Linked DNA regions of Mus musculus: regions 1 and 2 are each linked to region 3. Evidence: chromatin loops called from intact Hi-C (ENCODE). Cell type or tissue: heart. All regions are shown on one strand. Region 1 holds the start of LOC115489488 (a long non-coding RNA gene). Region 2 holds the start of Top1 (topoisomerase (DNA) I). Region 3 overlaps Top1 (topoisomerase (DNA) I).

Region 1 (8,000 bases), 81 kb after region 3:
AAAATAAAATATCAATAATGTTTAAAAGATTTATTTATTTTTATTGCATGCATGCAACTGATTTGCCTGGATATGACCATGTCCTATGCACATGCAGTCTTTGAAGAGGCTGGAAGAGAGTATAGGGTCCTCTGGAATGGGGGAGTTATGGATGGTTGTGAGCTGTCATGTGGGTTCTAGAAACTACACCCAAGTCCTTTGTAAGAACAGCATGTCTCCAGCCCCAAAATGTCAATTTTTGCATCATTACATGTTGAAATAGTAACATTTTTTTTGAAAAATTGGGTTTAAATGTTATTAAAATTAATTTCACTAACATGAATAATGACTTATGCCACAAATCTCAGAGCAAAGAAAAGCATGTGACTGAGAGAGAATCAGAGGTTGGACTTATGGTCCAGGCTGCTACTTGGAGATGGGTGGTGATCTTGGCTCTGAATCTGAAAGCTGTGATTAGGAACCAGAAATCTGTGGGAGGGGAAGATGTCATATTCAGGACAGCTCAGAGTTTCAGAAATATCAGGGTGCTCAAATAGGCATGCCCACAATAAAGTGGCTAGCCTGGTCTGGGGCTTGGGAGACAGTTATGGGCAGAGTTGAAAAGGAAACTGTTTCCTCCAGGTGACCCATCTACAAAATGGAGGTGTAATCTTCTCGGGGCTAGTGAGATGATAGGGTGACATTACAGGTTAAAAGTGTCTGGCACTGCACAGACATGCAATGGATGCTTGGGAGGTGCTGACTCTTTCAATAGTCTCATCACTGTGATGGCTAATTTCAGTTGTTATCTTGATGCGATCTAGAATTCATTTAGAGACGGGCATCTGGGCAGGCTTGGGAGGGATTACCTTGCTTTGTTAACTGAGTGGGTAAGACAACCACACCCACTGTGCTTACCTAATCTGGAATGGGATCCTGGACCATATTAAAGGGAGAAAGAGATAAACACAAGCTTTCATCTGTGCCTTTTGACTGCCAATACAATGTATCCAGCTGCCAGACTCTTCTGCAATGGAATTTTCCCTGCCTCCTGCTGTGATGGACTGTGTACCCTAAAACTGTGAGCCCCCAACAAAGCAAACCCTTTCTTTTTTAAGTTGCTTTTGTCAGGATCTATAATCCCGACAGGAAATAAAAGAAAAAAAAATACAGCTAAAGTCTTTGCACTATTGTCTCTGCAGCCACACGATGTCCTCTTCCAGTGCCTATGGGATCCACCCACACCTGTGTTCTAAAGTAACCCAGTGCAGGCAGGGGGAGATGTTTCTGGAGATGTGGGGAATGAGGAGAAAGGGCTGCTCTGTCCTGAAGAGAGGGTGAGCAGCTAGTATATGCAGTCCACGGTCCGTCCCCCCCCCCCCCCCGTCCCGTGCCCCCCCCCCAGTACTGCTACCCCCCAGCCCTGCCAGGGAGGCAATCAGCAGTAAGCCTTGCTTCTTCATTCTAAACCTCAGCTTCTGCACCGGCTCAAGCGGGAGTCTGCTAGCTGAGCCCTTGCCTGTTTTTGTTCCTTGCCATCTTCTCCCTTCCAGAAAACTGCTCGCTTTGCTTTCTCTTGACCCACAAAAGACATCACTTCCTTGAAGACTTGGCTCCTGCTAAGCCTCCTGGCGGCTCCTTCCTGGGGCAGAGGGCCAAAGTCCTGACAAGACTAAGATGAGGTTTTGGAACCAGGCCAAGCTGGAAAAAACAGGAAAGATGACGAACCAAGCTGCCTCCTTTCTGGGGACTGTTTATCCCACTGTTCCTTCAATTGAGTTTTGTGGGCATTTTTCAACCCTTGACATTTCACTCAGTGCATGTCTCTGGCCTTTTCCTGCCCCTCCTCGCCCTACCCCAGCACATCACTAGTTATAGAGACTGTTGGATGGATTCACTCCCGGAACCCACTTGGCTAGCTGCACCCAATTCCTAGAAACCAGGAAGCACACCAACATATCTTAAATGACTGCTTAGTAGGAGGAGCCATCTTATAAAACAAGCCCCTCTATGACTTCTTAGGGTAAGGAATGTTCCTTTTGAATGTTATGAAAAGGGAAGGTTCAGAGTGCTCCCCAAAGTTACCGGCATGCAAGTGTAGCCTCCAGAAATGAGGAAGGTTGGAAGAGAGAAGGGGTGACTATATGTTCAGGGCAGAGTCTTGCGTGGCCAAAGGTATTTCTGCTGTGATTTCTCACTCCACCACTTACTGGCCCAGGAATGTGGGCAAGTTCCTAATAGGAGGCAGTGTAGAGAAGCAGTTTAGAGCCCAGGCCTGGGAGTCAAATGTCAGCTGTGCCATCTGCTAGTTATATGACCTTGGGCAACTTCCTTCGCCTCTCTGCACTTTGGTTTCCACAGCTAGAAAGCAGGGTAATAATAGCACCTACCTCATCAACTTGTTGCAAGGATTAAACGCGATAATCCACGGGGAGCACTTAGCACGCTGTCTGGCTCATGGTCGGGTGCCATCTATGTCAGCTATGGCATGAATGTGGGCCTAGCCAACTTTGGCCACCACCTGTCACCCTGGTCGCTCTCGCTCAGCACTTGGCACACGGTAGGTACTTGCTGCCTTGGCTACTGAAGGAGCGGCTAGAAATTGACTCAGTGTTTCTGAAAACAGGCCTCAGGCAAATGTGTAGGAGGAGGGGGAGGATTTTCAAGAGTTTCCCAACCAACAAGCCAGTAATTGCTCTTTGCACGCTAGTATAAACTTGAAACTATTTCCAGATGGGAAATACCCACTAGATCCATATGTCACACCCATTTCCAATGGCAGCCCATGCGAGCAGAGACATCCCTGTATTCACACCTATAGAAGCAAGCTGTACTCACGTAGCTATCCACAGGACACGCAGACCCCAAAGGCTTAAGTAACCCCCACTTCAGAAGAGTTGCTGATTGCTTATTTAAAGCATGCCCTTTTAAACATCCCCTATGCCTCTGCCTCTCACTGTGTGTTTGATACTTCTTGTTCCCTAGCATCTGTACCTTAGGGGTAGGCCCAGGTGGGATAGTCCACTGAATTTACAGAACACTTAAAAGGTAGGAAGAACCTCACAGTGCAGTGACTCACTCATTCAACATACTCATAGCATTTGGGACTTGGAAAACTGGAAATGATGAATCAAAGTGTCACCTGCAGTCAGAGAGAGATCTGAATCAGCAGATGACCTTACTCGCTGAGTGGGTATATACCTTCTCACTAAGCCTTGGTGAGAGGACAGGGTGAGTAATATGGTCGTGGTTAGCACAAAAGTAACATTTTTGCTGCATAACTCCTTCTATGTAGGGAAGAGAGCAGAAGGAGCCAGACAGGCTGGTTTCCCATGGCCTTGGGGCCAGTCACTTCCCTTCTGTGATTCCCAAGTTCCTCATTTGAAGCGTGGAGAGAATCCTCTTGCCTTGAAAGGCACATTTTCTCTATTCATTCATTCACCCACTCATTCATAAAAGATGGTGTTTCCTAAGAGATAGATTGCTCTATGTAGTGGCTATGGAGGGGTGGGGTGGGGGATGGGGTCATTTGGTAGATTATATTATTGCTCAGCAAATATTTACGTCACCTAGCCCTCCCCACTTCGAGAGGAATATCATTTCCTCACTCTGTTGATACTTGGATTTAGCCATGTGACTCGCTTGAGCCAGAAGAGTATGAGCGGAAGCGGCAGCTGCCAGCTCTGAGACGCTGAGTGCTTTCTTTTCCACCTCTTAAGCAATTGTCCTTGGCCATGAGAATCCCAGATAGCGGGGAGTCCTTCAGCTGGACACAGAAAGAACAGACATGGGAGGCAGCTGTGTGTGACCCAGAACTTGGAGGCCAGCCCAACCCGGCTAACCCACAGACCCCGGGTGAGAAATGAAATGTTCACTGTTATGCATGTGAGTTTCTGGAAGCTTTAAGGTTTTAAAAAATTAATTAATTAATTAATTTGGTGATTGATGGTTGCAATGGTATGTGCTCTATGACACAATCAGAGTAATTAGAAAATCCCTTCAAATTTTTTTTTAAATGAGAATATTAAAAATCTTTTCTTCTGCTTTTGGTCCTCCTCTTTCTTATCACTCCCTCCTCCTGTTCCCCTGTGCCCTCCTTCGCAATGTGTGTGTGTGTGTGTGTAGGGCAGATATCAACCTTGTGTTGATATCAGTCAGTACTCAGGAGCCCTCCACTTTGTTTTTCTCTTTTAATTAAATTATGTATCTATTATTATCGTGTGCATAACGTGTGTGTGTCTGTGTGTGTCTGTGTGTGGGCATGTGTGCCACAGCAGCTGTGTGGAGTCTGAATATAACTTTGTGGAGTCAACTCTCCCCTTTCATCCTTGCACAGGTTCCAAGGGAGGAACTCAGGTCTCCAAGCGTGTACACATACTCTTTACCAGCGGAGCCCTCTAACAATTTTGAAATATTTGAGTTATTATTAATTATAGTAACCCTATAGTAAGGAGGACGCCTTCTTTCCTTCTAACTTCAGTTTTGTACCTGTTAACCAGTGTTTCTTCTCTCCTTCCCTGCCTCTGGAAGTTGCTTTTATAGAATACTGTCAAGACAAAATCAGACCGGTGTGAATCTTTACCTGTCCTGACACTGACTGTGGCTCGGACTCTGGGGAAGGATTTTCTGTTTAGGTGACATTTGACCTGAGCTCGGAATGTCTAAAAAGGACTGGTTGTGGGTGGGAGAGAAGTGGCCTAGTCAAGAGGAGGAACTATATATACATGGCTTCTGAGTTGGTGGATGAACAGAAAAGAGGTCTGAATCCTAGACTCCGCTCAGGCACTCCCTCAGAGCCTCAGCTCCAAAGCTGAACTTTCCAGACCTGTTTTTCTTCTTCTTTTCCCTTCTCAGCCATTGAATGACACCACCATCTGTCTACTTAATTGCCCAAACTAGAAAGCCGCACCCCACCCCCCCTTTTCTCTTCCCCCTTTCTCCTCCCCTTCCCTCAGCCCCGCATCATCTGTCTTCAAGTCTTGCCAACACACACTCTGGTCCTTCTTTTTAACTACCCAAGTTGAAAGCATTGTCCTTTCTTGCATGGACACAGCAAGAGCCAGGTCCCTGACCCCCTGGCCTTTGATCCTTTGTTTGTCTTTTGTAGATTGGTTGTTGTTTTGTTTGTTTGTTTTTCAAGACAGGGTTTGTCTGCATAGCCCTGGCTGTCCTGGAACTTGCTCTGAAGACCAGGCTGGACTCAAACTCACAGAGATCCACTTGCCTCTGCCTCTCCGGTGCCTGGCTACTGTTTTGTTTTTAAGAAAGAGTCTTGCATACTTTAGGCTGGCCTCAAACCAGCCATGTACTGAGGATGGGCTTGAGTCCTTGATCTTCCTGGTAGAGTCCTCCCAAGGGCTAGGATGATAGACGTGTGCCCTCTTTTAACCAGTGGCCTTATTTTAAAAACAATCGTCCTTATTTGTGAGTGGTTACAGAAACATACCATGGAAGTGTTCAGCAACAATAACAAGTTTTTGACAATAAAAAAAAGTGGAGTTTGTTGACTGAAGGGATGTCTCAGTGGTTAAGATCACTCACTGCTCTTCCAGAGGACCTGAATTCAGTTCCTAGCACCCTTATCTGGCAGCTTACAACTACCCGAAACTCCAGCTCCAGGGGATCTGACACCTTCTTCTGGCCCCCACGTTCACGTACATTCCTGTACAATTAGTCACCTTACCCCTGCCACATACATGCACATAGAAATATGTCTCAAAATAAAATAAGAACCAGGCTTGGTGGTGAACATCTTTAATCCCAGCACAAGAGGGGTAGAGAGGCAAGCAGATCTTTGTGAGTTCAAAGCCAGCCTGGTCTACGAAGTGAATTCCAGGACAGCCAGGAAAGCTACACAGAGAAACCCTGTCTCAAAACAACAAAGAAAGGTGGGCGTGGTGGCCTTTAATTCCAGCACTCGGAGGATGGATCTCTGAGTTTGAGGCCAGCCTGGTCTACAGAGTGAGTTCTAGGATAGTCAGGGCTACACAGAAAAACCCTGTCTTTATCCCCTTTCATTGGGTAGAGCATCAAAAATTGTAACCGATCCAGAATCTGTAATTGGTATTTTAACTTTCAATTTAACATTTTTTCATTAGTTTCTTTCTTTATTTTTGCAGTGCTGAGATTGAATTTAGGGGTACTCCAGCACTGATCTCCACCCCTGTCACTGGTTCTTGTAGTTTTTGACTTGGTCTCACTGAGATGAACAGGCTGGTCTGGATCCTCTCCTTGCAGCCTGCTGAGTAACTGAGGTTAAGGCCCCGTCAGCTGGGCCTTTGGTTTTACTTTATGTTTCTTTGCTCTTGTGCCAAGAACCTGAGTGTGGTGGTGACGCACGCCTTTAATCTCAGCATTCAGGGAGCAGAGGCAGACAGATCTCTGAATTCAAAGCCCATCTGGTTTATGTGTAGAATTTCAGGCCACATAGGGTTGCATAGTGAGATCCCTTTTCTATATCCCCTTCCAAACTTTACAGGCTTTTTGTTTTAATCCCTACTGATTCCAATTAGTAGCACCCACACATGCCCGGGTGTAGGGTCATTCATTGGAGGATGCCCAATTTATCATAAACAGGGCTGAGGAGATGGCTCAGTGATTAAGAGCACTGACTGCTCTTCCAGAAGTCCTGAGTTCAAATCCCAGTAACCACATGGTGGCTCACAACCACCCGTAATGAGATCTGATGCCCTCTTCTGGTGTGTCTGAAGTCAGCTACAGTGTTCACAGCATACTGTTTATCACCAATTCTCCCAAACTCTGACTTCCAGTTTTTCTGCCTCTTCTTCCCCAGTGAAGAAAAACCTGGCTTGGGCTGGTGAGATGGCTCAGCGTGTAAGAGCACTGACTGCTCTTCTGAAGGTCCTAAGTTCAAATCCCAGCTTACAACCACCTGTAATGAGATCTGATGCCCTCTTCTGGTGTGTCTGAAGACAGCTACAGTGTACTTACATATAATAATAAATAAATCTTTGGGCAGAAGCAAGCAGGGACTGAGTGAGCGGGGCTGAGCAGGGCGAGCAGAGGTCCTAAAAATTCAATTTCCAGCAACCACATGAAGGCTCCGTACAGCTACAATGTACTCACATACATAGAATAAATAAGTCTTTAAAAAGATAAAGAAAAACCTGGCTTTAAAAAAAACACATTTCTATTTATTTACATTGTGTATATATGTACGTGCATAGGTGTGCCATAGCATATAGAGATGAGAGAAAAACCTCATAGGATTCAGCTATTTTCTTCACCCATTTGGATCCTGTGGATTGGTCTCAGGTGATTCAGCTTGGTGGCAAACAGCTTTACCCAATGTACCAATTGCTGGCCCCAAACCTGTTTTTTAATGGTGCCATTAGATTCATTTGCTTCATCTTACGATATCTATAAAAACAATATTGTTAATTTGAAATAATTCCTCTGTAAACACTTCCACCATAAATTTAATTTATAGTTTGGTACTTTGCTTCATTTTGCTTTCAAGTTCTAGGGATTACTTAAAAATCAATTTTGTTTTTAATAATTATGTGGAACATTTGTATTATCCCATAGCCCAGCCTAAAAAAAAAGTACTCTCAAGTCAGTTTAGCTTCCATATTTGATTTCCCCACACAAATCTCTCCTCTCACAGGGAATTTTATTTATTTACAGAGATGTATTTTTACTTATACATATGTATGTGTTATCCATGGGTGGGTACCCAAGGAGTCTAGGTGAGAGTATTGGATCCCCTCGAACTGAACTTACTGATAGGTGTGAGCCACCAAGTGGATGCTGGGATTCAAAAACCAGAAATCTCTGAAAGAGCAGCAAGTATTCTTTACCACTGAACCATCTCTCCAGTCCCAAATAAGGTACATTTGTGTGTGTGTGTGTGTGTGTGAGAGAGAGAGAGAGAGAGGGAGAGAGGGAGAAGAGGAGGAAGAAGAGGGAGAGAGAGGAATATCTTTTCTTTTTTCTTTTTTAAAGATTTATTTATTTATATGTAAGTACATTGTAGCTGTCTTCAGACACTCCAGAAGAGG
Region 2 (8,000 bases), 56 kb after region 3:
ACTTCATTTCTTCATACCAGCATCATCCGGTTTGCACAGAGGCTAGGTTCATGGCTTCACTGAGTACACTCAGTTTCATCTCAAATGGAGATAACTGTAATTAACTCCTAAGGGTCCTTTCCAAAGAGTAAGATGAGATTCAAGCCTGAACAGTTAGGTGCCCAATAAATACTAAATATCATTGTTGGAAAATGGAAATACATCCTAAAAGTTAACATAGGCAGTTCAATTCACTCTATAAAAATGCAAAGATAACATACCCAGCCCATAATCATGCATAGATTCAATAGCTCTTTTGTATTTAGATGGGAACAATGGAAGTTAAACTTAAGAGGAAAAAGGACTCAATTTTGTTTCATTGCTAAATATATTACATACTAGGCCCAACTAAAAAGCAAATAAATTTTCTATATTAAATTCCTACCTTCCTTCAGAGAGCTCAAAACCATTTTACATCCACAACTACCACATCCTTTCTTTACCCCCTTTCCAAAGAAGCTTATCTATATGCTTGACAGTCTCATCTCCCTCGTTTAAAAGCCTGATAGGATGGACTCCCAAGAAATAATCCAACCCCTGACAATTCTCAGTACCTAGTCTTATACAACACCCTGCTCAGTCACCTCCAAGAAATTTCCCCACCCCCAGATAAAATTAAGCCCTTTATGCTCCCAAAGCATTTTGGGTACACATACACTCCAACGCCTACCTTGTAATTAACTGATGTGACTCCCCCAATAGGCTGAGTTGAACAAAGACAGATGTGGTTGGTGACAGGTTCAATTCTAGCACAGTACCTGGCATATATTAGGTGCTCAAGAAAAGCTTTACCTAGACAGAGTCTCTAACTCAGTGTCATCTCTCTTTGGATGACCAACTTGGAAATATAAACATAAGGCTTTCAGTTGGGCAGGCCAGTACCATGGACTGCTGCACCAGAAAACCTACTCAATGGCTTCTCCCACTCAGTTCCCCAGAACCCAAACTAACTGAACACAATCGGACCCATAAGAATCTGTGGGAATTTCCAGCATACTACAATGGAATTGCTGGAAAATCCATTAAATGTGAGCTTCTTACTGGGGTGGTGGGAGACACCCACCAACATTCTTCCCTGGGTAACTTTAGTGGAAATATTTTGAAAACATGACTGGAAAGGGCTCAAGAGCCTAAGGATGTGAGGAAAGCCAGTTAACTCTTAATTCCTGAAAAAAATAGCAGCCCCTGAGAAGAATGAGGAAGAAGACAGGAGTCAGGGCTGGCCACTCTACTTCAATAAATAAAATCTTTTTTAAAACTCCCTATGACCCCAAAGAAAAGGCCAGCACACCATGTCTAAATGAGCAATTCAGCAACCTTTCGGAACAAGCACAATAAACTGTGTCTCAAAAATAACCCAAAAAACAAAAAACTCTACCTTGCCACAATAGGAAGTTCTGGTCACTAATACTTTTAATTTTTTTTAAAGAATATATGCTCAAGTCCAACACTCACACTAGATGACACACAGACAACCTGAAAACTTTTTTAAAGGGAGTTATCTTTGCAAACAGCACAACTTGGGAAAACAATCCCAAAATACAAAGAACTCCACAAAAGATGGCTTTAGTTTCAAGAACTGTAACTGCTATTATAAACATCTCACCATTTAAAAAATAAAAGGACTAAAAACAAAAAACAAAAGAAACAAAAAAAACCCATAAAACCCTTAGCTGCCTAAGGGAATCTTTCGTTCTGGAATCACAAAAATTAAAAAAGAAGAAGAAAGCAAGCAAACATGAAGCAGAAAGCAAGTAACTTCCAAAATAAAGTTCTATTAAGAAAAAATAAAAGATAATTCCGTCCCTAAGCCTTCCTTCTTTGGTGAGGTCTGTGATTTATATGGCTCTGCTCTGCAGAAAGCTCTTTCTGGACAGCTCAAGGAAGGAGCTGAGGGAGGGAGAGAAAGACACAGGCACAGAAAGGAGAGGAGAGAGAAAAAGAAAATGGCGCAGAGACTAAGTCCCGACCGTCGACAAGGCGACTTTCCCGGGAAGAATCCCGGCGGAGAAAGGCCGCCCGAGACCCAGCGACGGTCGACGCGGGGTCTCCGGTGCCCCCTCTGGAGAAGGCCGTGATCTGGGGGTGCTGAGACCCCGGGAAAGGGGGTCCAGAGGCGGCCCGATGGGAACAATGGGGCCGGTGAGCGAGGAGCCGGGACTTAGTCTCTGGGACGCCATGTCTGTCCTCTGCCCGGCTCCGGCCCGGCGCGGGGGAGGCAGGCAGCGGCGTGTGGGGACACTTGGGGCGGGGCGGGGGGCACACTCACCATTCAATCGGAAATCCGCTTCGATCTGAGGAAAGAAAAGGAGGGAAGATGAAACAACCGGCACATGAAGCCCCGGGGCGGCGGACGAGAGCGCGCGGCCGGGGGCCGGGGCTCGGGCCCACCCGGCGCCCCGGAACCCAGAGGCCCGCGAATGGCCTACCCGGGGCTGCCATCCCCCCACCAAACTCCAACTTGACGGCTCCGCCCGGGACCCGGCCATCCAAGCGACTCCAACCGGCCGCCCCTCATCGCAGACTCGGGCCTGTCAACCCGGCGCGGCCGGCTGGGGCTGGGACCGGGGCCCTGGCCGGGGCCGGAGCCGGCCCGGGCCCGAGCAGCTGGGGACGAGTCGGGGGCCGGCTGGTCGCACCTGGGAATCGTTGTGGAGATGGTCCCCGCTCATGTCGGCCGGCGTGCGAACGCTGCGGGCTCAGAGGCAGCGCGGGGGAAGAGAGGCGGACGGCAGGGACGGCCTGAACGGGCGGACGAAGCTCCTGAGAAGCACGAACAGACGGCGACAGCAGCCACCGGCCCGAGACTCCCGGGACAGTGGAGGAGGCAGCGGCGGTAGCGACGCGACTGACAGACTGCCGGGCGGGCGGACAGCGAGAACAGACCCCAGCAGTTGTGTAACAGCCTAAGTTCGCATTTCCCCTCACTGCGCCTGCGCGGCCGCTTTTAAATGGGACGTCGTCGTCGACGTCAGCGCTCGTGGAAAGAGGCTGAGGGTTGCGGCGGGTCTCTTAGAGGTCCGGGAGACAGAGCCGGTTTTGCCTCGCAAGTTCCGCCCCTTTATTAGCATACGGACTTAACTCCGCCCACTCTCTGCTTTCTGCCTTGCTACGGGACTGGCGTTCTCAGAGGCGGGACACCGGCTCTAGCAGCACGCAGGCGCAGCGTGGACACCGCCTCTGGACCTTGGACACCCGGGCGGCCACGTGGTAGGCCTTTAAAGGCCGCGGCGGGACCCAGCTAAGCTGGCCAGGGACCGTGTCTCCAGCTTCTGCATCTCTAGAGCCAGACAAGTTTGATCCGCACGTACCTTGGCTGCCCCGATCTTAGTTCACCAGCAGCCGTAAGGCATTTAGCTGGAGTCTCCTCACAGCCTTTGTCCAGACTTCTGGAATACTTCACATCCATTTATTTATTATTTATTCTTTTTTTTTGTAGGGGGGGGTGTTCGAGACAGGGTTTCTCTGTGTAGCCCTGACTGTCCTGGAACTCACTCAGTAGACCAGGCTGGCCTCGAACTCAGAAATCCTCCTGCCTCTGCCTCCCACGTGCTGGGATTGAAGGCGTGCGCCACCACCGCCCAGCACTTCACACCCATTTTTAAAAATTATTTTAATTTTTCAGTCAGGTTTAGCTCCAGTTTACAGTCATGTAGCCCTGTGTCACAAGTACCCTACTGCATTTGTTCTTTTTATAAACATTTATTAAGCGCCTACTGTGAGACAGGAATTAGTTTGATGTGAGAGGGCTAATATTCCAAATCAAAGGGAATTGGACCCCCAGGTAAATGGATCCTGGTTCTAACCAGGACTGTACCCTGAGAGAACTTTATTTAGGGAACACCATACTATAAGGTCTGCCCTGACTCCTCACAGTCCTGGGTGTGGACCATCGACCACTATCAAACTGTCTTGAGGGATTAATGACATTAGCAATTGGATTTGCAAGAACATCCCAGGCTGAATTCATCTCCAGTCTGGCTCAATCCCCCATATAAATAAATTCGGAAAATGTTCATAAACATTGAGTGATAAACACTTAGGGTTAATTCTTGTGAATATTTCAAAACTCAAGCCAGCTGGGCAGTGGTGGCATACGCCTTTAATCCCAACAGTTGAGAGGCAGAGGCAGGCGGATTTCTGAGTTCGAGGCCAGCCTGATCTACAGAGTGAGTTCCAGGACAACCAGGGCTACTTAGAGAAACTGTCCCGAAAAACCAAGCTTGAAGTGCTGCACGCCCCTTTCCGCATGCTGTACCCATGTGCCTCTCTCCTTTATAACAGTTATCACAGTTGTTAAGTTACCCATATGGGAGCTAGTGACTTCTTTTCTGTCTCCTTTATATAATTCGAGGTCAGTGAGGGTTAGGACCTCTCCATCTTGTTCAGCACTTAGCCCCCAGGAATCAACAGGTCCTCTGACAGAAGAGTCCAATCAACAAAGGCAAACACAACAATGCAGTGGCTAAGAGTCCACACTTGGAAGTCAACTGGCCTATTTTTCAATTCTGCTTTCCTAAGCAGAATTTTCCTATTCTTCCATGACCTTGAACAAGTTGTTTAACCACTCTGAGTCCCAGTTTCTTCATCTGGACAACGGGACAACAGCGATAATTGTGTTTAATAGACAATCCCAAACAAACAAAAAGACTTTGTTTAAGGGCCTGTAGATAATATGTATCATTTGATGTTTAGGTCTGCCTGATTCCAGCACTCTTTCTCCACAGCTGTATGCCAGAGCCAGTTTTGCCTGCATTAGTGTCTCCTCAATAGCCGCTTTCCCATGTCAAAAGCAATCCCAGGCCACCAAGCAAAGCATCTGCCTCCCACCCATTTACTGCAGTTAGGCTGAAATAATTCAGCCTTCAAGAAAAATAGTGCCTCTGCTTTAGCTTCCAGCCCCTGGTGACTTGGGATCATCGTCATTTGCTTTCCAGGTCCCTCCCAGGAAGACCAGCTAGTAGTCATGGAAACAGAATGCAGGCCCCAGGATGATGAATCAAAGGTGGTATCCTAGGCCCAATCATGGCCACCCAACATCCCACCATAGACTAAACGCCTCTATCTATGTTTGGCTAGTGATGTCCACATGGCCACTCTTTCTTCTCCAACCAATGATCCCACACATGGTCATAAGCACTTGAGAGGACTTTTGGCCCCACACAGACAGACTTTTACATTTTTTACTGCTTTATATCTATTTCAATGTGTATGACGGAAAACACTTAACTACCACATAAAACCCACAGTAATAACTGTTTAAGTTCAAGGGTTTTTTTTTAAGATGTTGGGTGATTAATTTTAAATAAAAATATTCAGCTGGGTGTGGTAGCCCATACCTTTAATTAACTCACTACTCCACAGGCAGAAACAAAGGGATCTTTGTGAGTTTGAGGCCAGCCTAGCATAGTGAGTTTCAGGTTAACCAGGGTTACATAATGAGACTGCTTTTATTTTTTAAAAAAATCCAAGAATAGTACAGAGAGGGAATATAAGACATACTCCAGGAAGGTCAAAAGCAAATATATCAGGTATGGAAAATACTGTTTTAATTCAAGACTATTCACTGACGGATCACCTCAGCCTTTATAAAGTAACTAGATGATGATGTATGCCTGTCTCCAGAGCATGACTGGTAAAAGGCGGATGATTTGTAGATGTTACGCAAAAAAGGAGCACTCCACACACAAATACATACATCATTATGATTTAAAGTTAAACAGAGCTTTTCTTGGTGTCCTGTTTAGAATCTTCAATATGCTGATACCTGTATGGTGCTTAAGTCTGCAGTGTCTCCAAAATACTTTTTAAAAATTTCCTTATGTTTTGCATGCATTGGTGTTTTGCCTGCCTGCATATCTGTGTGAGGGGTGCCAGATCCCCTGGAACTGGAATTACAAACAGTTGTGGTGGAATTGAGCCTGGGTTCTCTTGAAGAGTAGCCATGCTCTAAACTACTGAGCTAGCTCTCCAGCTCCTGCTTAAACAGGATCTCTCTGTCTCTCTGTCTCTGTCTCTGTGTGTGTCTCTCTCTCTGTCTGTCTCTCTTTTTCCTTCTTTTCTCCTCCTCTTCTTTCTTTTTATTCCCTTGGGGGGTTGGGTTCTTTTGGAGATTCGTTTGTTTGTTTATTTGTTTTGAGTTAGTCTATGGACCCGGCTATCCTCAGACTCAGAGATTTGCCTGCCTCTGCCTCTGAGCCTCTGCCTCTGCGCCTCTGCCTCTGCCTCTGCCTCTGCCTCTGCCTCTGCCTCTGCCTCTGCCTCTGCCTCTGCCTCTGCCTCTGCCTCTGCCTCTGCCTCTGCCTCTGCCTTCTCGGTGTTGGGACTGAAGGCATGCACCAGCACCATCCCTCCAAAATATCTTTAAGCCTAGAAAAATCTTTTCCCCCCCCTCTCTTCTTTCTTCTCTCCTCTTTCCCCTCTCCTCACCCCCATCTCCTATCTGCTGCTTAAGGCTTGGGCTCCTTTGGAATGAATGGACTCAGGACACTGGCTGCTACAGGCAGGTTTTATTAAAGTCTGGTCTAACTGTTGTCTTCCAGAATTAAACACTTGTGATGATGCCTGAACAACTCCTGCTTTCCTAGGACTTTCCCCCAGACTCACAAGGTTCTGGAGGGACCATATGCACAGCCACAAATGTGCTGTGGTTCCTCTTTGACAGTTGTCACAAGTGGCCTACACTGAACCACTCAGATGGAATTTCTAGAGGCTTTAGAATTGAGAAGAAAGTAACGTGGTTGTTCTTCTTGCTAATAGATCTGTACTATGTCACGTCAAGGAGCAGCATTTTGTCAAGGCCAGGGGAAGCTGGGAGAGGTTGAGGGGAGAGGGCAGGAGAGTGCTAACAGGCAGAGAGAAGACCTTAATGAAGTTCAGGTCTGTGAATTCTGCCTCATTGCAATGTGAGATACCTTTGTGGTACACTTAAATACATTGCTCCTTTTGCTTCTGAAAGCTATGTTGGGTCATGTGACTGATGTTCAACTTCCATCTGGTTTCAAGCCAGGGAATCTCAAGGCCTTGGCTATACTTTTGTTCCACTCTGGGATTTTCATGGTTCAGGACCCAGATATCCCTCCTAACAGTTTTTAAAATATATTTGTTTTTACTAGCTTTGTAAGTTTGTTTTTTGTTTGTTTTTTCGAGACAGGGTTTCTCTGTATGGCTCTGGCTGTCCTGGAACTCACTTTGTAGACCAGGCTGGCCTCGAACTCAGAAATCCGCCTGCCTCTGCCTCCTGAGTGCTGGGATTAAAGGCGTGCGCCACCACACCCGGCTACTTTGTAACTTTTACTTTGTAACTTTGAGATAGGGTTTCATGAAGCCCAGGTTGGGCTTGAACTCATTATATAGCTGAGGCCAAACTTGAACTCTGGATCATTTGCCCTGAATCTCCTAAGTGCTGGATTTACTACTGGCATGCACTCCTAGTGGTCTCCTAGTCTTGGCTTCACTGCTTTCCTGACTACAGTTTTCTGGCAGTTTTCCCCTTGCCATAATGCCTTGCCTAGAGATCTAATGCCCTGTTAAGAGTTGGACACTCTCAAAATAGAACCTGCTTGGTGATCCATGGAAAACGTTCATGCTGTTGATCCCAGCAACCAGAAATGTCCTGCTGCCTTTTGCTGCTACAGCAGCTGCTCAGCAAAAGTTGAAAATTGTCTGAATAAAAGGAAAGGCCGGTGGGAAAGACCCAAGCCTTGAATAGCAGAATGAGTAGCTGAGATTTAGGAGCCTGCCGTGTGGCTGGGGGTTGGGGGGTGGGAGGGCGGGGTGGGAGGGGGTCTATTTGTGTGTTTCCATTATCTTTCTCATCCTGCCTCAACCACCCAAAGTACTGAGATTACAGGCCAAACCCTCTGTTGTCTTCCTTCCACAAGACACCCCTGTTGTGATAAGATTATTTACTCATTCCACCATTACTCCCCAAGGAATGTGAGACTAGTTGATAGTATGAG
Region 3 (8,000 bases):
GTTTAAAATCACTCAGAAACAAACTAAAATATAGGAAAATGTCTAGTGTATTTTAAACGTACATATATTATTACAGATATATAAAATAAACTGCCAAAAGATCTATCAAGAATAACTGACTTTACACAAATAAGATTCTCAACTTTTGTCTTTTGTAGTATTACAGAACTGTGTCTACCAGTGAACTAGTGCTTCAACACTTAATCTTCATTACAAAGGGTATAGACTTATAAATGTCATTTATTTTCAGTGTAGCTTAGTTTAAGTATCTGGTCTCATGTACCCCAGATGTCTTCAAACTCTCTATGTAACTGAGAATGACAGTGAATTTCTGATCCCCCGCTTCCCAAGGGCTGACACTCTAAGCATGTACCATCACTACACATGGTTTTATGCAGTGCTGAGAAGCAAAATCATGGTTCCACACACATTAGGAAAGCCCTGTACCAACTGAGCCCTTCCTAGGTATTTTTAAATGTGAGCCTTAGAAAGAGGAGAGGTAAATGCTGGGTAGTAAAGAAGGATTGAATGCAAAACACAGACTCACAAAAGGGTATAAAGCAATTTTTTTCCCTTTTAGTTTCAACACTGTCATGGATTTTGTTTTGGTTTATTTTGTGGTAGGGGATAAGTCCATAAAACATGCATTTGATGGTGAAAGTGTAAAATTTAATGCACACTTTCAGAATCACTTTTTTTCAGTGATTTGGAAAACTACAGATAAAATGAACTTAAAGAAGTCTAATGCAATATTTTGTTTGTTTTGTGGAGACATCATAGTTCTTGCTCAAGTCTAGATGCTGAGATTACAGGCATGTGCCAACACAGATAGCTGCCAGTTAGCACAACACATACATGTAATTATACTTTACTAAGTAAATCTTTAACACAGAAAAATATAAAAGTAATGAATTCACTGTTGTGTCACAAGAAGCAAAAAATTATACAAAGAATCACTATCCAAGATTTTCTAGTTTAGCAGACGATCATACCAATTTTTCTTCCTTGCTCATCTGTTTCCGAGCTTCTGACTGCGCTTTGAAATACTGGCTCATCTGTGTAAAGTCGCATTTGCTTAGGTTGGTAATCGTATTTTTTTCGTCATTAGTCATTTCCTAATTGAGTAAAAAGGTTAAGAAAATTAAATATATTAATAAGTCTTCCTGTCTCTTCAAAATTCATCCTTTTTCCCCTTTAATCAAAGGTGTCTAGAAGGGAAGCCAACCTCAATAACCATTGCTTCTGGGGAGTGGTGCTGCTCTGTTATAAGATGATTAGTTTCATATAAAATATCACTAGTCATTTATCAAAGAAAATTACTCATTTTTTAGCGATCTTTGACAAAAACACAAACTCAAACATATAAACACCAATCCAAGAGACCTATATTAATCAATTACTTTAGCAATAAAGAGAAATACTTTCTTATTCCCATGCACACTAATCTGCTCTTATTAAATTTAGAATGCCCTTGGATGGTGAATTTTAATTCAACCTCTTTTCAAAATTATCCAAATTGAAAACAATGGTACTTTTTTATATCAATACAGAATAGATGGTCAGACTGACCCTGTGTAAAGGCATCAGAGGACAGTCCCTGCAGAAACAATGCTTCCTTTGCTCAACTGGATTTGAGGTTTTCTGTTTAACCTAATCTGATAAGCTCCTTCCTGCAGTCACATGAAAGCTGAGAAGGGATATATTCTTGTTGAACAAAAACCACATTAAAATAGTAAGGGAAAAAAGATATACATTAAACTATACTTTGCATTTTTTAAACAAACAAGACATTAACAAATGAGCTATACCTCTAAGTCAGCACTTTTATAAATGATTAAGATATGAACACATGGGCCACAATACCTTTCTCCAATCTTTAAAGAAATTTTTCCTGAATATTTCCTTAGTAGTATATTCGTGGTCAAGCATTTTTGCAAAGAATGTAGCTACTTCTTCTGCTTTAGGACTCAGCTTCATAACTTTACCTGAAGGAAGAAAATGGTTCCAAACAGTGAGGCACACTATTCATATTCTATGTGCACTGAACACTGGAGAGGTCATGACTGATGGCTCACCTTTCCAAGGTGTACAAAGGTCTGCTGACACACAGTGATAACAACAACAGAGTAACATACTGTCAGAGATCTACTTAAAAATTTCTCCTTCTCTTTAGTAGATATTTACCTGGGTCTTTTTTTGGAGACTATGCCAGTTAATTGTTCCCAGGTGCCTGCTCAGGACAGGGATGACCTGGGGAAGGCCCAGCCACTCTTCCTTTTCCTTTCAGCAAGCAGGGTCCTTTACACCTCTTCAATGGTTTTTAAAAATCAAATCCTCAGAAGGACTCCTGCCACTGCTAAGCTAAGCAGCCTCTGTTCAAGAAGGGGAGGAAAGGATAGGGGCAGGGAGTGGAAGAAAGGAATTGTGGGGAAAAGAAATAGGCATCTTTCTTCTTCAAAGTTACGTGGGTGGAATATGAATAAGAATATATATTCATAGCAGGCAAGCCCAGATTTCCCACATAAAAAGCGTAAATAAGACCTTCCTCTAGAACCTTGCTACTCAAGTAGTTCACAGACCAAAACCATCACAAGCAAGTTTGTTATAAATACCAAGTTTTGGGCCTCAGTCCTATACCTAGAATCAAAAACTGCACTGTATGTCTATGTGTGGGGTTGTATGTGTACAACAGTACCCATGGAAGGTCAGAGCCTTAGGTGTCAGTCCTTGCCTTCCATCTTATTTTGAGATAAGGTCTCTTTGTTCACTGCTATATATATATATAGAGGCTAGCTGGCACGGACTCATCCATTCTCGTCTCCACTTCCCCTCTCACCACAGGGACACGCTACAATTGCAGACAAGTGTGCTACTTTGATGTGGTTCTAAAAAAACATCCTTAAGACACCAGGCTGGTACAGCAGGTACTTTACCCACTGAGCCAGCCTCCCAGCCAGAAAAGCACTTTTGGAGCACTAGTGTATTCAGAGTGAAATACAGGTACACATGCACCTGAAACACTGGGAATAGCACCAGGAACTCACTTCTTTCAGGAAAGTCTAATCATTCCACAGCATGAGGTGAGGGTGGGTTAGGCAGCAAGTAAGTATATGTAAAGACTGTCCAAAAAAGCCTGTGGTTCACAAGGAAAGCCACTACAATAGTTAATAAATCCTGGAAGTGATTTTGTGTCCTCAGATAGATCATAACTGACAGTGAAAGAAAAGTACTTAAAAGCTTAATCTACAAAATATTCAAAGAGAATATTGCACTCCTAGGGCCAATTTCTATCTTTTCTCAAAAAAAAAAAAATCAACTTTATAATATTATATAGAAACAATTTATGCCACAATAGCATTTTGCTGCATTCTAAATGAGATTAATATCTCACACTTACAACTATGTAAGTACTAATAATAATTCAAAAGAATTAAAATTTATTACAGAAATCTAAAACTTAACCAGAAGCCTACTCATTGTAATAATTGAGAGACATCTCATCTCATAATGGGTAGTATTGCTCAACCAGACTGTATGAAACATAGGGAATACATCACAAAACAAACTTGTGCTACAGGTACATTATCAGCTTAGAAGACATAACCTAAAAGGCAAATAGGTGGTGTAGCTCTTCCTCAGCACACTCAAGATTCTGTGTTGGAAAAGGATTTTTTGAGTAAGGTGTTTCCTGTTTTCCCCACTCAGTCTGAACAAGAGTTGCCAGCAAAACAGCAACATGATTCAAATATAATGGAGGGGAATACAAACAAACAAACAAACAAATGGGGGCAAAAAGACAAGGTAGCAGTAGCCTATAATTGTAGCATTCGGAAGGCTGGGAAAGGAGGATTGTGCATTTGAAACTGGTCTCAGCTACAAAATCAGCATCTCAAAACAAAAAATAAAAATAGATAAGGAAATTTTAAGGAATGTGTTCCCTGGTATGTTTGTTTTCATAAACTAAATATTCCCCAATAGTGTTCTTATTTTGGGTGGGGAGCCTTTGCACTGCACTGGCTTTGTCCCACCCACAAAGAACCTACTTGATTTGTTTTAAATGGGCTGTGGAAGGATTAAGTAACAGCTATAGCACCGGAGTGGTGGAGGGTGTGTAGGTTCCCAGCAATCATCGTAGTACTTTGTGGGAAAAGTTGAGCTCCCGGAAACAAAAAGAAACTGTTGAGTCAGAGTTGAAATGGCAGGTCCTTAACAGCGGCTGCAATTCTGTGCTTCAGCCAACTCATGTCCTGTGCAGAGGCGGCCAGGGGGAAGTCCAGGGCAAGGCAGCAATGTCCTGCCTACCAGTACTTACTTATCAGTTTGCACTAGTAAGTCAAACACTCTTGACTTATTTGGAGGAGTTTTATAACCAAAGGGAGGAAATCCTAGGAGGACCAACAGAGAAAAGGAAACTAGAGGTAGGGACCACAGGCCTTAGTTTCCTTGAAACCCCACAATAAAAAAAAAAAAAAAAAAAAACTACTTTCTATCGTCATCACCTTGGCTTTCACAGTGAGGCTTTTCCAGCGAGCTGTCTAAAGTTAGTGAGCTCAGGTCAGGCTACAGAATACAGCAATTGTCTTTTTCAAGGTCTTAAGGCCTTTTCTCTTCACTAGGAAGTTTAAATTTGTGTATTTTCGTAAATCTTCAGGAATGATCTAGTGTGTAGGGTGTCTTACAGTTTCTGGTCAAACTGGTTAGCTAATCTAAAAACTTGCCAGTCACACCACCAAGTGTTTTATGCCACTGACTTCCTACATAGATTAAATCAGTAGTCTCTATCTATCTGGGACTTGGGTGTCTGAACACAAGCATATTCAATAAACATTTCCGAACCTTTCGAAAATATTAGTTGAACATCCATTTCCCAAAACATGTGATTTTTTTCCATTTTCATTTTTTTCACCCCTAGATTTTGGAGAATGACGGTATGTGGGGGTGTGTTTGTAAAAATAAGGTATCAGGTTGGGTATTATTAGTAATCAGTGATGGGAATCTTTAATTCCAGCACTCAGGCAGAGACAAGCAGGCCTCTGAGATCAAAGCCAGCTAAGACTACAAAAATGAGACCTTATCTCAAAAAAAAAAAAAAAAAAGAGGGAGGGAGAGAGAGAAATAAAATATCTTAAGGATGAGACCCAGGTCAAAATTCACTTGTTTCATATACAGATTTCAATTATTGGATGCTAATAAACCCGTCTCATCCTAAACCCACAGGCATCTATGCTCCTAAAGCCATTGCTGGCGGTTAAAGAGATACACCAAGGGGCTGGTGAGATGGCTCAGTGGGTAAGAGCACCCGACTGCTCTTCTGAAGGTCCAGAGTTCAAATCCCAGCAACCACATGGTGGCTCACAACCATCTGTAACAAAATCTGACGCCCTCTTCTTCTGGAGTGTCTGAAGACAGCTACAGTATACTTACATATAATAAATAAATAAATCTAAAAAAAAAAAAAAAAAAAAAAAAAAGAGATACACCAAATAGCTCTGAATGGTTTTGCTATTTTGGTGTCCAGTGTCTCTCCCTGTTAGTAAATACATTTATTTGATTCATAAACACCCAGTCCTACCTCTCATCTATTAACCTGGTGAATTATAAATACATAGAGAGTTTGAGAACGAACTCTAGCATCTCTGGACAGAACTCTTAGAATGAAGGAGTCAGTTGGACATTACTACCTGATACACAGTCAGTCGAAGGATTGTGAGAGGCTACTCTCAGATCCCTCAACCCAAGGACAAAAACACAGATGTGGAACTCTCAGACATTTTAGAAAGTTCCAAGAGACCCAAGGAGGCCAGATAAGGTGGCATGTGCCTCAGGAGCAGATGGGTACATCTACTGAATTCAAGGACAGCTGATCTATATTATCAAGTTACAGGCCAGGCAGGGCTACACAGTTAGAAATGTCTCAAAAAAATAAAATTAAGAGACCTAGGCAGAGCGTTTCTTTAAAATTCACCTGTCAAAGGCACAGTTGCACTACTTAGAGTGACATAGCTTAGGTTTCTTACCTATAAGCTGAATGATGGCCACTAATCCTTTGCTAATACAATTTCTAGTGATAAGCAGCATGTTGGCATACTATATTATCACTAAGTGCTACTATTTAAATGAGAACTCAATACAGAACAGCTTCCTATTGAGTTACACACTCAAAATAAAAACCTTCAATGTGTATTTTATAGGCTGTGAGCCAAACAGATAAACCTTTTTAGACTACAGATAAGACATTAACAGCCCCCTTTTTCATATTTTTCAAGCAGCAAAGGGGTCCTTCTGAATTAAACACCTGAGATTCCTTTTCCCAAGCCACACATAGACAATAAAACAAAGTGAAATAACTAGCTAGGACTGTGCAATATAGGCAGTGCCCTCATTTTCTAACCCTGAATAGAAACAAACCATTCTTAGCCAAAATTCAAACAACCTGAAATAACTCACCATCATAGTAAAACTTGACACTCTCTGGCAGAGGCTCATATGGTGGAGCGAAGACAGGCCCTTTATGCTCTAGGAATTTCCATTTGATGCCTTCTGGATAACGTTCTTCTTCCCACCTTTCAAAGACAAGGCACAAGCTCATTAAGTGATCACCTGGCTTAGTAAAAAGATCCTCACCTATTAAATTCAAAATAATTAACTAATCAATTTGTGGTGCCCATTCAAAGGCTGTGTCTCACTGAAAAGAGCAGCAATTTCAAGCAAACTGAAAGAATATGGTAATTAAAAAAATTTCATTTCAACAGTTTCAATTTAGAGATACTAAGTATTAAAAGACCATCCATCACTCAAAAAACCCATATAAAACTATTTATATATAAAATATGCCACAGTGGTACATGCAAAAGAGGCATTACTAAACTGATGGCACATGCAGGTGAGAGTTTAGAAGAAAGCAGCCCTATTTGAAAATTCAAAGCACAACCAGACTGGATGCCTTCAGTTCCAGAGTGTGGAATTCTGAGACCAGCAGAAGGTAGAGTTCTGGGACAGCCAAGGCTACATAGTAAGACCTGGACTCAAGAAAACCAACAATACAAACGCAAGAGGACTGAGGAGATTCTAATGGAGGTGCACTAAGTTTAAGGCACTTCTGAAATACAGGGAACTATCCCGTAGATACTTGACAAAAATCTAAATAAACTGCAGAATAAATATCTTTCTAAAACATTTTATTTTTTAAAAATTAAGCATAGGGGGCTGGTGAGATGGCTCAACAGGTAAGAGCACCCGACTGCTCTTCCGAAGGTCCTGAGTTCAAATCCCAGCAACCACATGGTGGCTCACAACCATCCGTAACGAGATCTGACTCTCTCTTCTGGTGTGTCTGAAAACAGCTACAGTGTACTTACATATAATAATAAATAATAAATAAATCTTTAAAAAAAGTTTAAAAAAATTAAGCATATAAAAACAATTAACTGTAAATATATACAAAGAATTATTAAAATTTATTACATTTCTACTTTTACTGATCACTTCAAAATTAGTTTTGGATGTGAAAGTTCAATAAATATTATAGCAATTATCTTTATAAAACTGATCTTGTATAGAACTATAACATCAGATTGATTTTTTTTGTGTCACTTTATTTTTTATAAATTCACCAATGAGATCCAGTATTTTACAAGTACAAATCTACTGATTTTGGGCATTACATATGGATGTGTCTCTAACACACCCTTTACACTGATAAACAGATCTTACCACCCCTCTCAGAGTTGTAAAAGAATCCATCTGATACATACAGACTACTTTTAAATTTCTCAAACTTATTACTGCTACTTCTACACAAAAGGAATTTTATGGATTCCTGTTTTGGTTTGGGTTTGTAGTTGTTGTCTTTTGAGACAGGGTTTCTCTGTGTAGTCCTGGCTGTCCTGGAAATAGCTCTGTAGACCAAGCTGGCCTTGAACTTGATCTGCCTGTCTCCTGAGTGCTGGGATAGTTCTGCCTTGTTCTGCTGTTAATTAATTCCATGAATTCCAAGTCCC

The links. Peaks named below come from ENCODE experiments on the same cell type or tissue, not always from the same donor. Only the 100,000 strongest peaks of a DNase experiment are listed, where the experiment ranks them.
Region 1: a loop joins it to region 3, with 2.3 times the contacts of the local background. A loop is called at or near these places in 14 of 42 quality-filtered maps.
Region 2: it touches region 3 in a loop (2.6-fold over the local background); 7 of 42 quality-filtered maps call a loop at or near these places.

What each region holds. Positions count from the first base shown.
Region 1 is chr2:160,615,696-160,623,695 of GRCm38, reverse strand. LOC115489488 (a long non-coding RNA gene) reads left to right here and starts at 3,629. Exons shown (of 3, transcript NR_168354.1): 1 at 3,629-3,864. In heart, a CTCF peak has its summit at 1,634; DNase peaks (open chromatin) are centred at 1,625, 2,425, 3,315 and 3,685; H3K27ac peaks cover 1,474 bases.
Region 2 is chr2:160,640,941-160,648,940 of GRCm38, reverse strand. It overlaps Top1 (topoisomerase (DNA) I), which reads right to left and starts at 3,044. Exons shown (of 21, transcript NM_009408.2): 1 at 2,679-3,044; 2 at 2,309-2,333. The coding sequence starts at 2,711. In heart, no CTCF peak of the experiment used is centred here; DNase peaks (open chromatin) are centred at 2,220 and 3,100; H3K4me3 peaks cover 3,695 bases; H3K27ac peaks cover 2,776 bases.
Region 3 is chr2:160,696,687-160,704,686 of GRCm38, reverse strand. Top1 (topoisomerase (DNA) I) reads right to left here. Exons shown (of 21, transcript NM_009408.2): 9 at 6,448-6,563; 10 at 1,864-1,985; 11 at 993-1,115. Among named protein-coding and RNA genes, the nearest start is that of Gm52567, 30 kb to the left of the region's middle. In heart, a CTCF peak has its summit at 4,260; a DNase peak (open chromatin) is centred at 4,246.